Regions from separate parts of the Homo sapiens genome. Here region 2 is linked to region 1. The links are chromatin loops, found by intact Hi-C in ENCODE. Cell type or tissue: endothelial cell of umbilical vein. All regions are shown on one strand. Each heading gives the region's core, and the rest is flanking DNA. Links, peaks and the distances in the headings are about the cores only. Region 1 holds the start of DPYD-AS2 (DPYD antisense RNA 2). Region 2 overlaps DPYD (dihydropyrimidine dehydrogenase).

Region 1 (5,398 bases), core at 144-5,143:
CAATTGGATGCCCATATGAAAAAAACAAAAACAAAACAAAACGAAAAAAAACTTTGACCATAACTCATACCATATATAAAATTTAACGTGAAATGTAACCTAGAGCCAAATGTAAAACACAAAACTACACAACTTCTAGAGGAAAACATGGCAGAAAATATTTGCAACCCTAGGGTAGACAAAGATTTTTTTAGATATGACACCAAAATACACATCATAGCACAAGAAATTGATAAATTTAACTTCATCAAAAATAACAATTTCTGTTCTTTAAAACACCTGGTTGTTGTGTTTGTTTGTTTGTTTGGTTTGTTTGTTTGTTTGTTTGAGACAGGGTGTCACTCCAGTCGCCCAAGCTAGAGTGCTGTGGTGCAATCATGGCTCACTGCAGCCTCAACTTCCTGGGCTCAGGTGATCTTCCTTCCTCAGCCTCCCAAGTAGCTGGGACTACAGGCATGCGCCACTATGCCCAGCTAATTTTTGTATATTTAGTAAGGATAGAGTTTCACCATGTTACCCAGACTAGCCTCAAACTCCTGGGCTCAAGCAATCCATCAACCTCAGCCTTCCCAAATTTTGGGATTACAGGCATAAGCCACCAGGCAAGGCCAAAAGACATTCTTAAGAGAATGAAAAGACAACCCACATACTAGGAGGAAATATTTTCAAGGCACATATCTGATAAGAACTTGAATCCATAATATTGTTTAAACTCTCAAAAATAAATAATAACAGAAACAAGCCGACCAAAAAAAATAAACAAATGTCCTAAACAGACACATTACCAAATAAGACATACAGATGGCATAAAACACATGAAAAGATATTCAGCATCATTCACCATTATAGAAAAGCAAATTAAAAACGTTAAAGACTGATCATAGATGTTTACAGTTAACATATATTACTTCCGTTTTGTTTTTAAATCTCTATTTTAAAAAGCTTGTTTGACCTGGATTCCATTCACCTAAGGGTACATATTATCAACATGACTTACTACCATTGATATCAATCTTGATTGCCTGGCTAGTTAGTATTTTTCAGGCTTCTCTTCTGTAAAGTTACTCTTTTCCAACTCTTTACATATTATACTTTTCGGAAAAAAGTCACCACGCTTATTTCACACTTAAAAAGTGGGAAGCCATGCTTCACTTATTTCAGGGCAGGGTACATAGATTTTTAGTACACATATCTTTCACATCTTTCACAAGTCAGATTTATCCCTAGTACTGTATAATTTTTATGCTATCTTAAATGGTATTGCTTTAAGTTTTAATTTTTAATTGTTTGTTGTTAGTGATTAGAATATATTTGATTTTTGTATATCAATCTTGCAATATACCTAATCTTGTTTGTTCTAGTATCTTTTTGTAGATCACATTAGATTTTCTTTGTAGAGAACAAATAAGAGTAGGAAATAAAAATAATTTTACTTATTTCCAAAATAATAATAATGTGAGAAAGCAGTCTTAACTAATGGGATGAGCACAGAGTCCAGTTAAAGTCATACTTCTTTATGTAAAGTTACCAGTGTTGGGTAACTTCAAAATGGGTGGCAGAAAAATTTACATGAGAAAATAATTATTTTTAATTTCCTACCCTCTCTAAAAAGACATTTAGCAATGGGAGGCAGTTTACTACATATTCACCATATTTAATTCATTCATTCAACAAATATGCCTAGCTACAAATTTCATCAAATTATTTTATTCTATCATGTATCAATTTTCTAACTGCTAAAAGTGTATAATTTATAGTGTTAGAATGATAAATAAATACATAATTAACTACTCAACATTTAGTAACTGATACTAACTGTTAGCTATATGCTGATCTTGCTAACAGAATACATAAAATACGTTTTAAAAGCAAAATAACATAGAATGGAGACTAAAGATCATAATGCACATTGACGCAATTAAAAACAAACATTCCTACATAAACTCATTTCTATAATTTTACCTTTGTCTTAGCAACTTCACTTTTTGACATAGTGAACAACTCATATTTCACATGTACTCACCATTGTAGCTTTTTAAAAAATAATGGACATACTATACACACTCCTATATTATTTTATATTTCAATGCTGAAATTTTAATTAACATATACATATACTCAATAAAAACAATAAAAAATATGACTCATTCTCTGGAAAATTTCATTATTAAAATTACTGTTATTTTATAATGATAACATCTCATTTTGTTGTGCCCTAGGTATAATGAAACACTCTTTTTATTATAATAAAATGCAATAAAAAGTGTTCTTCCCTGTGTTACTGCTGTTATTTTGAATTATCCTTATAAATTTTCTGATAATGAGGGTAGGCTATCATCAAAAGATGCCTCCATTAAAATATAACAATGATGGTAATAGCTTAAAACTTGTATTGTACAGCTGAAAATTCATTTGTACACATATCTCTTTTCATCCACATACCAATTCTGTTAGGTGAATATACTTAACCCCATTTTACAGATGTATCCCCATTTATATGACAATGATCATAATAGCTTAAAACTTTTATTGTACAGTTTAAAATTCACTTTCACACATATCTCTTTTAATCCACATACCAATTCTGTTAGGTAGGCATTATTATTATCCCAATTTTATAGATGTAAGTACTAAAAAGCTAAGTTGTTTTCCTTGTCCTAAGCAACACAGCTAATTAGGGAAGTTAATTTTTCTCCACTGCTTTTAATCACATTAAACTGATCCTTCTATTCAACACATGAAGTTAACATTCTATGAAAATAAAACTGGAATCTCTGAGTCTACATTGATCACAAATTGAATGTATCCTCTCAATACACTGTTTTAGTCCTTTATATCTTTGATAGAAGTGAACATCCTAATTATGCCCATGAGTTACATATATGAGATGCCTTCACCCCACTTCAATAAAACTCTTTCTTAATGCCAATATAAAAAATACTCTACATTAATTGGTAATTGTGAAAAGAGACTCAGGGAGAGAGTCTGAATCAACAAAAGAGGAAAATATAGGAAGGAAAGGGAAAGACAAAGAAGGAGGGTGAGACAGAGAAGAGAGAACAAACATCCAGGAGTAGTGATGTGAATTATTTGCTTAGTTACCACAAAAGTAATAATTACACTAACTCTGTGGGAACAATGGTAATTTCACAGTAGCTCACGTTACTGTTATCACCTTATATCCTGATAACTGTGAAATTAATTTGTGGCACTACTGTATGTGTCGGCCATAAGCTGTTCCCTTGGTAACAGTATTATGCTACCATAGAGAAGGAATGTTTGGCAGTAAAATGGGCAGCAGCAAGCTGATTACACAGGGAAAAGCTTCTATCTAAATACACATAGCATAACAATCACCCCTGGAAAAACTACATGGCTTACCAAAAGAGGTCTCTCTGTTCACTGTCCATTATCTGTTGACTGAACTAGTTCAAATGAATAACAAGTAATGATCAAATTGCCAGTTTATATTTTACAACAGAGTCTTATCTTTAAAAAAATGCAAGGAGGAAATACAAAAATGTAATACATTTATCTTGCTTTCTTTTCTATTTCCTCCCCTGAAATTATTACTATGCTATTGGAAGCCATACAAACACATATATACACAAATATACATATGCTTCAATGAAAAGCAGGCATGCAGCTGACAGCTCGGCAACCCTGAGGTATAAACAAAGATACCAGACATATTTTTTGAAATAATTTTGCTCAAGGAAATTCATTTCAGTAGGAAGATCAGTTACTCTGCTGTCTCCTACCTACAAAGTTACAGAAGGAAAAGTTCAACATTTGGCCAAAAGGATAGTAGCTTACATTTCTTTTTTTTCCTTTTTTCAGCACAGAATTTTGAAGAGAGAATACACTAAAAGGGAAGAACATAACTACATGACATCATAAGAAGTCCTGAATTAGAAGCGTATATTTGAAAGGTCATGCATCCTGAGCTGCCAACAGCTTAACAACCAGAGGCAGAGGCCAGCTTTGCCAGCTCACTGCTTCTACTCATCTTTCATGATAGTAGCCAGGCTGAATATAGTTCCAGGATGATAATGAATTGGCTGGGCATACTGTTTATATTAGTATGTATGTTCCTGTACTAAACCAAGCATCATGAGGCCAGCACTATTTTGCCATTTTTCAGAAAAAAAATATGAACCCTTCAAAACATAGTAAGCCTTTTTTAAAGTATATATTTGATTTTGAAATAATCAAAATATATGTAGGGATATGACTGCATCCTAAGATTTATGATAAGTTCTGATGAGTAATATTTTCTTTCTACATGCAAGGCAAAGTTAATAGTAACTAGAAAGTCTTTATTTGGCATATCATAGATTTCTGTCAACCAAAACAACTAACTCTGGGGAACATAACGTTCTGACAACTTCAGAAGAGTTAAGTCACAGACAAAAGTTTATTGGATCTTAGTTGGCTCCTACCCACCAATTCTTTCTTTTCCAAGTGGAACATAATAGATTTTCAATATTTGTTAAATAATTGAAAAAATATCCTCAAAATTCTTTTTTGGCCATCTTCCCAACAAGAATATGGTCCTAACCTATATGTAGAGTCCTTTGCTGTGTCATCTATTTCTTCAGAATTATTCTCCTAATTCATATGTCTGGATAGTCTCTCTGAATTGTTATAGAAAATTAAAAATGTGAACTATGAAATTAATTTTTAAACTTTTATAACCATCTAGTCATACACAGAATAACCACAAATATAAACATGGTTTCAAAGAATTCCCTGTGACAATCAAGCAAATAGTGAAATAGTTTCTGCTATTATGAATTTATCACTTACTCAGTGTATGACCATGGGCAAATATCTTCACCTCAATCCTGTGAGGCAGGTACTATTATTCTACCCATTTTAAGTATAGATTTGCAATATTTGTTAAATATTCAATATTTGTTATTATAAAATGAGTATACTAATAGTACCTACCTCACAGTATTGAGGTGAAGATATTTGTCCATGTACGTACAATATGGGCATAATAATAGTACCTACCTCACAGGATTGTTATTAAGAATAAATAAGATAATCCATACAAAGTATTTAACACATTATTGAAAAATTAAATGATCAAAATAAAGCTTGTTGTTATTGTTATCTTTTAATAAATGCATCTAAAGTATTTTTAAATGTATTCACTTCAGTTATTTAAAGTTTCATCTGCTGTATCACAGAGCACATATATGTTCAGAAACATTTGTTAAGTATCTATGTACCAGATAATAAAGGTGGTATTGAAAAAAGAATAGGCATTGTAACAGGCAGACAGGAGTATAAAGTCCAGCCTTGCCACTTATGAGACTCCCATCTTCAAATTATGGAACCTTTCTGAATCTCCATTTTATACCTATAAAAAGGGGTAGACATTACGTCT
Region 2 (5,398 bases), core at 245-5,244, 54 kb after region 1:
TTGTCAGGCAGGGAATAAAGGCATGCTAATTTTATCTGCTTAAATGAAGGGACTCAATGGAGCCTGACTCTATTTATTGACTCTGATACTTATTGACAATTATAAAAAACAATTCAATTATGTTTAAAATTTAATATTAAGTACTTACAGAATTAAAATATAGTGTATGACATTAATCAGGAGAAAAACTTAAAATTTCAGCAAAAACAACAAAAGAAAGAAATACTATATACATTGTAGGGGTGGGCTGCGAGCTAATACAGCATTTGAATGCAAGTCCAAATATGTAAATTAAAAATAAGGTTAAACTTTTCTATTAAAGGAAAAGATTCTCAGAATCAAAAATAACCAAATAAAGCTTACTCTGTCATACACAAGCTATATCTCTATATCAAATGCCAGAATTTAAAAATAAAAGGATGGGCTATGTGAATGCAAAGCACATGATTGTTTTATATTCATAAATGGTGAAACCCACAAAGAACATACAATAATAGGAAACTAAGGTGAAAATATAGCATTTAAAATATTAAAATATTCAATGTTAATGAAAATTGTTATACCCCTCTAACGAACAAGAGAAAATATCACTTCTTTTTTTTTGAGACGGAGTCTCGCTCTATCACCCAGGCTGGAGTGCAGTGGCGTGATCTTGGCTCACTGCAAGCTCCGCCTCCCGGGTTCATGCCATTCTCCTGCCTCAGCCTCCCTAGTACCTCCAACTATAGGCGCCTGCCACCACGGCCGGCTAACTTTTTGTATTTTTAGTAGAGACGGGGTTTCACCGTGTTAGCCAGGATGGTCTCAATCTCCTGACCTCGTGATCCACCCACCTCGGCTTCCAAAAGTGCTGGGATTGCAGGCTGCACAAATACCACTTCTATTTAAAAACATTTAAGAAACTTTTAGTGACTATTTTCCAAAAATGTCATATTGAGTGAAGTGAAGTAAATTCAGTTCATCTTTTAAGAGGATGTGAAAGTGTTACTTTAGAGTATTCAGGAAGTTGGACTGTGAAATGCAATTATATTTTATGTTATTAGGGCAACAGATGTATTAGTTTTCTTTTATGCGTATCTAGCATGAAAATATCAAGCACAATTATTATATACAATAATGCTTAATTTGATATGAATCAGTGCTATTGCATCACACTTATAAAGGAAAGATTATGTTGTATAATTAAGTATAAGCAGAATCTCCCTCTGCATGGCACCATTAACCAGCATCTTGAGTATTACACTTGTTTTAGAGAAGCTCAAATAAAGAACAAAGGTTTTCAGAGGAAAACAATGAAGAAAGGTTTCGGGATTTTTTTCTGTGTATTATAAGGAGATTAGGAGTCATATGTCTCCAAACATTTGAAATTGGATCAATTTAAGCTTGTCTGAGTTGTAAGTAATGACTGAAATCTAAATATTAGAAAGAAAATCTGTATATATCCTAAGGAAATACTCTTAAATACGTGAAATGATAGTGATTACAATTACACCAATTGAGGCATTGGTTATGATAGCAAAAAACAAAACAAACAAAAAAAGCCCTGTATAAAAATTTAATGATTAGCTCTAGAGCATTAGATAACCAAATTACCATATTATTGTGATACTGAAGTCACTTAAATAATGTGTAGTATAATACAAGATTATGCAAAACATTTGCATATTATTTTAAATGAACAAAGTTACAAACTAGGAATATACACTACAATCTCATTTTTAAATAAAAATATAGACATATAGAATAAGATTAAATGAACACACTTCAAAATGTTATTGACTTATTTCTAGGTGGTAGGATTTCAAGTGATTCTATTTGCTTTTGTTCTATGTATATGTATTTCCTGAATTCTGTACACTAAAAATCCTTTAGTAGTTAACTCTTACTGAGTTCTTACTCTATATATGGCATTGTTCTAAGCAAGTGCTTTATATGTCTTAATTTGTAAACACTTCAACAGCCCTGTAAAAGAGCCATTTCTACATTCATTTTTTTTTTTTTCGCCAGCTGAGAAAACGGAAGCCCGGAGCTTAAATGACTTGCCTAGGTTTCCTGAGTAGAAACTGACAGAGCCTAGATGTGAACCTTAGAAGTTTGGCACCAGAACCAGCACACTCCAAGCACTCCACAAATAAGAACTGTATTATCTTTCATAATTTTCAAAGAACCTTAATAATAATGATAAAAATAAAGGAAGATATTTGATTAATTTTAAGTTTGCCACACTTGCCATTCATCACAAAGATCAGTTCTATCTTTATTTCTACAAATTTACAAATTTTATTTCTACAAAATTACAGGAAACAATACTGGCCAATATTCCTCAGCAGTGTTTGAATAGAGCTTTTCCTGAAGACATGAGTGTCTTCTAAACTTTTAATTTTGTGACTTTAACAAAAACAAAATATCACATGTTGTTGTTGTCCTCAGGAGCACTAAGAAATTTCCTGCCTGAGAAGTAAATGACTGAGGGGAAAAAATTATAGACCATTATGGCATGCTAATAATCCAAATTAGATAAACAAACACAAGCAATGGAAAGGAAGAAAGAGCAAATGCATTCAGCAGAGAATGGTGATAAAAAATAATGGACAGCTCATTCTCCACAGCTAAAATTGCACAAGCTGAGCTGTCTAAGGGAAATGAGTCATCTGTTTCTCAAGTTATAAGGGAATCTTACAGAATATTTTGAGTTTGAATAGCTAACACCGCAGGCAATTGAAATAGGTCTCCAAATATCTGATTAAAGTCATGCATGATTACAGCTGGTATAGAATATTTTTGTACCTTTCTTGCAAATGGTAAAATGTAGGTTAAATCTCTAATTTTCTCTGTTACTTAACTTCTAAAGTAGGTATTAATTAAAGAAATAAATTAAGATATGCTTAACTAAATTCTTAGATATGAAAATGAAGTATGAAACTTTTTATTAGTACATTATTCACTTTTACAATGCTTCTTAATGAACTATTTGGTCCTTTGATTCAACAGTCCTTTTATCTCATATGAATTCTTTAAAACAAATGGATTTTCTGGAGTAGAATCCGGTTTTAAATATCTAAAATATCAGCCTCAGAATGCCAGAGTGACTGAATAGAAGGAAAAATGAGAAGAAGAAGAATATAAAGGGTGCTGTGCAATCATGACAGATAAAAACACAGGAGATCACAGTAAAAATAAAACTACCAATAGTGTCATCTATAGAATTCGGTCACCTATTTTTTCCAACTTAATTTGATCGAGCAAATTGCCTACAAAAAAACCATCCAGCAAGGTGATTTTTGTACTTCATTGCTTATAACTATAACTCCACCATCTGTTCTATAAATGATATATTAAAAATCAAATCAATGGTGATTTTTAAAACACATGTCCTTTTTAAGAATATGATATATTATCTCCCATGATTCCTTACCAATTTGCTACTTCACAGAAAAAAATGAATTGTCCTCTGGTTTCTTAAATTGTCTATGTAATAAAACACAGTAACACATACTATGAAAAGCTGAGGGTAAAACAGAACTTTAGGATCTTTCATAAGTTAAATATGTCATAATATTTTGTCATTTCACAAAGCAATGATGCTCAAGGAGATATTATTTGAAGAACAGATAGCCATAATCTCTATTAATACAAAAATATATAGGGAAGGACATTTTCATTTAGACTTTTATACACTATGATAAGTTTCTAACAATTTATAATTTTGGAACATAAATTATCATTGTCTAATTACCATATATATATATATATATGTCACTTCTGTTGCCCTTTATTTAATACTCTTATTCAAATAAGTAAGTGGAAAGTATTGCTTATGATGAGGTCAGATTAGGATTCTCCTTATTTTTATGTTAGTGTAATATGTCACTTCATTCTTTATTCCTTTCACCAACTATATGTATTAAATCTCCTAGATGCACATAGTGCATGTAAGGTCAAGGTCAAATAAAGGTAAAACACATGAATGGCATACAGCATCACGGAAATTCAAGAAAATATAGTTATAATTTAAATATGCAGGTGCATTCGGACCTCCCCTATGTAGTCTTTTCAAATCTCTACATAATCATAACATTTTACAGAAAGTTTCTGTCCCGAAGTCCAAATATGATATTTAACCCTAGTCCTCCAAACTCAGCAAATACCAGGCCAACTTTTGAAATTTCTACCTTGGCTAATGGTGACAGTAGCAAAGAAAAAAAAAAAAAGAAACTGGGCTCTAGGCTCTAAACAAATATATGTGAAAGTTTTCTATCAATTATAATGCACTATACATGAGGATTTTCTGTCTACATTTGTCTACATGTTTGTGTTTGTGTTTAATTCAGGAAAACCAGGACTGTAAAAAAGAAAATGCTTAAAGCTTGCATCTTTGAACCAGGCAGAAAGTGCAGCAAACCAACATGACACATGTATACCTATGTATCAAACCTGCATGTTGTGCACATGTACCCTAGAGTTTAAAGTATAGAAAAAAAAAAAGACATACCAGAGACTGTGCAATTTACAAAAAAAAAAAAAAAGAAAGAAAGAAAAAGAAAGTGCAGCTACCTGATGCCTGAAGGAAACCAAATGAAAGAATGTGGAAATTAAGCCATTCAAGCATTCAAGGACCAGCACTAGGAAATTTCAAGTAGCTATTACCTAGATTTAAAAAATCAGAAATCCTTACATTAAAAACTAATCATTTGAATTCTGTTTTAATTTACTTTCTATTTTCTCTTAGGTGGGATAATCATACCTGATTAGTGCTATTATAACATAACAGTGCTTATTATGTGCCAGACCTAAGGAGTCACATACATAAGAGTTATTATTTACTGTTATTACTAATATTAGTATATATTACTTTCATCCTCATTTTATAAATGAGGAAACTGAGGACTAGACAGTTGAAGTAACCTCCTCAACATCACAGAGCTGGTAGTTTTCCAAAATTCAGTTTTCCCATCTTTAAACTGAAGAATAAAACATAATAACATGGAATCTATTACAGTAATTCTTATTGTATTAATGATGATGTTATCCAAATTGTACAAGTGGAGTGTAGCCATTGAGCAATGAACACTGCATTTTTATCAGTGATTTCCATTGTTAAACTGCTTTGTATAATGCCAACTATTTTTCGTCTTACTCAAATTCAACTGATCTGATGCTCATATAGCAACTTTCTGAATACAATTTGACTCCCAATAGATTTTCTTCTTCAAGGATGATGATTTCTCAGGTTAAATCAACAACATATTTATAATGATGATGTGTTACCCCATGAAGCTGAAACACAGGCAAAAAATGATGTTCGTCACAATTCAAATACTCATACACATTTTCCTCATTATAATTTAGTAAGCTGGCACACTGGAAGCTACTTTAGCAAGACTTATTCAGATGTATT

Evidence for each region. Hi-C counts contacts between places; a loop is a spot of excess contacts. Peaks named below come from ENCODE experiments on the same cell type or tissue, not always from the same donor. Only the 100,000 strongest peaks of a DNase experiment are listed, where the experiment ranks them.
Region 2: it touches region 1 in a loop (4-fold over the local background); 2 of 110 quality-filtered maps call a loop at or near these places.

Annotation. Positions count from the first base shown.
Region 1 is chr1:97,793,628-97,799,025 of GRCh38, forward strand. The region is part of intron 3 of DPYD (dihydropyrimidine dehydrogenase); the gene reads right to left. It overlaps DPYD-AS2 (DPYD antisense RNA 2), which reads left to right and starts at 3,294. Exons shown (of 3, transcript NR_046591.1): 1 at 3,294-3,445; 2 at 3,588-3,668; 3 at 3,841-4,424. In endothelial cell of umbilical vein, for the core only: no CTCF peak of the experiment used is centred there; DNase peaks (open chromatin) are centred at 3,244 and 3,944; H3K27ac peaks cover 2,652 bases.
Region 2 is chr1:97,847,513-97,852,910 of GRCh38, forward strand. The region is part of intron 2 of DPYD (dihydropyrimidine dehydrogenase); the gene reads right to left. Among named protein-coding and RNA genes, the nearest start is that of DPYD-AS2, 53 kb to the left of the region's middle. In endothelial cell of umbilical vein, for the core only: no CTCF peak of the experiment used is centred there; DNase peaks (open chromatin) are centred at 2,039 and 2,579; H3K27ac peaks cover 1,579 bases.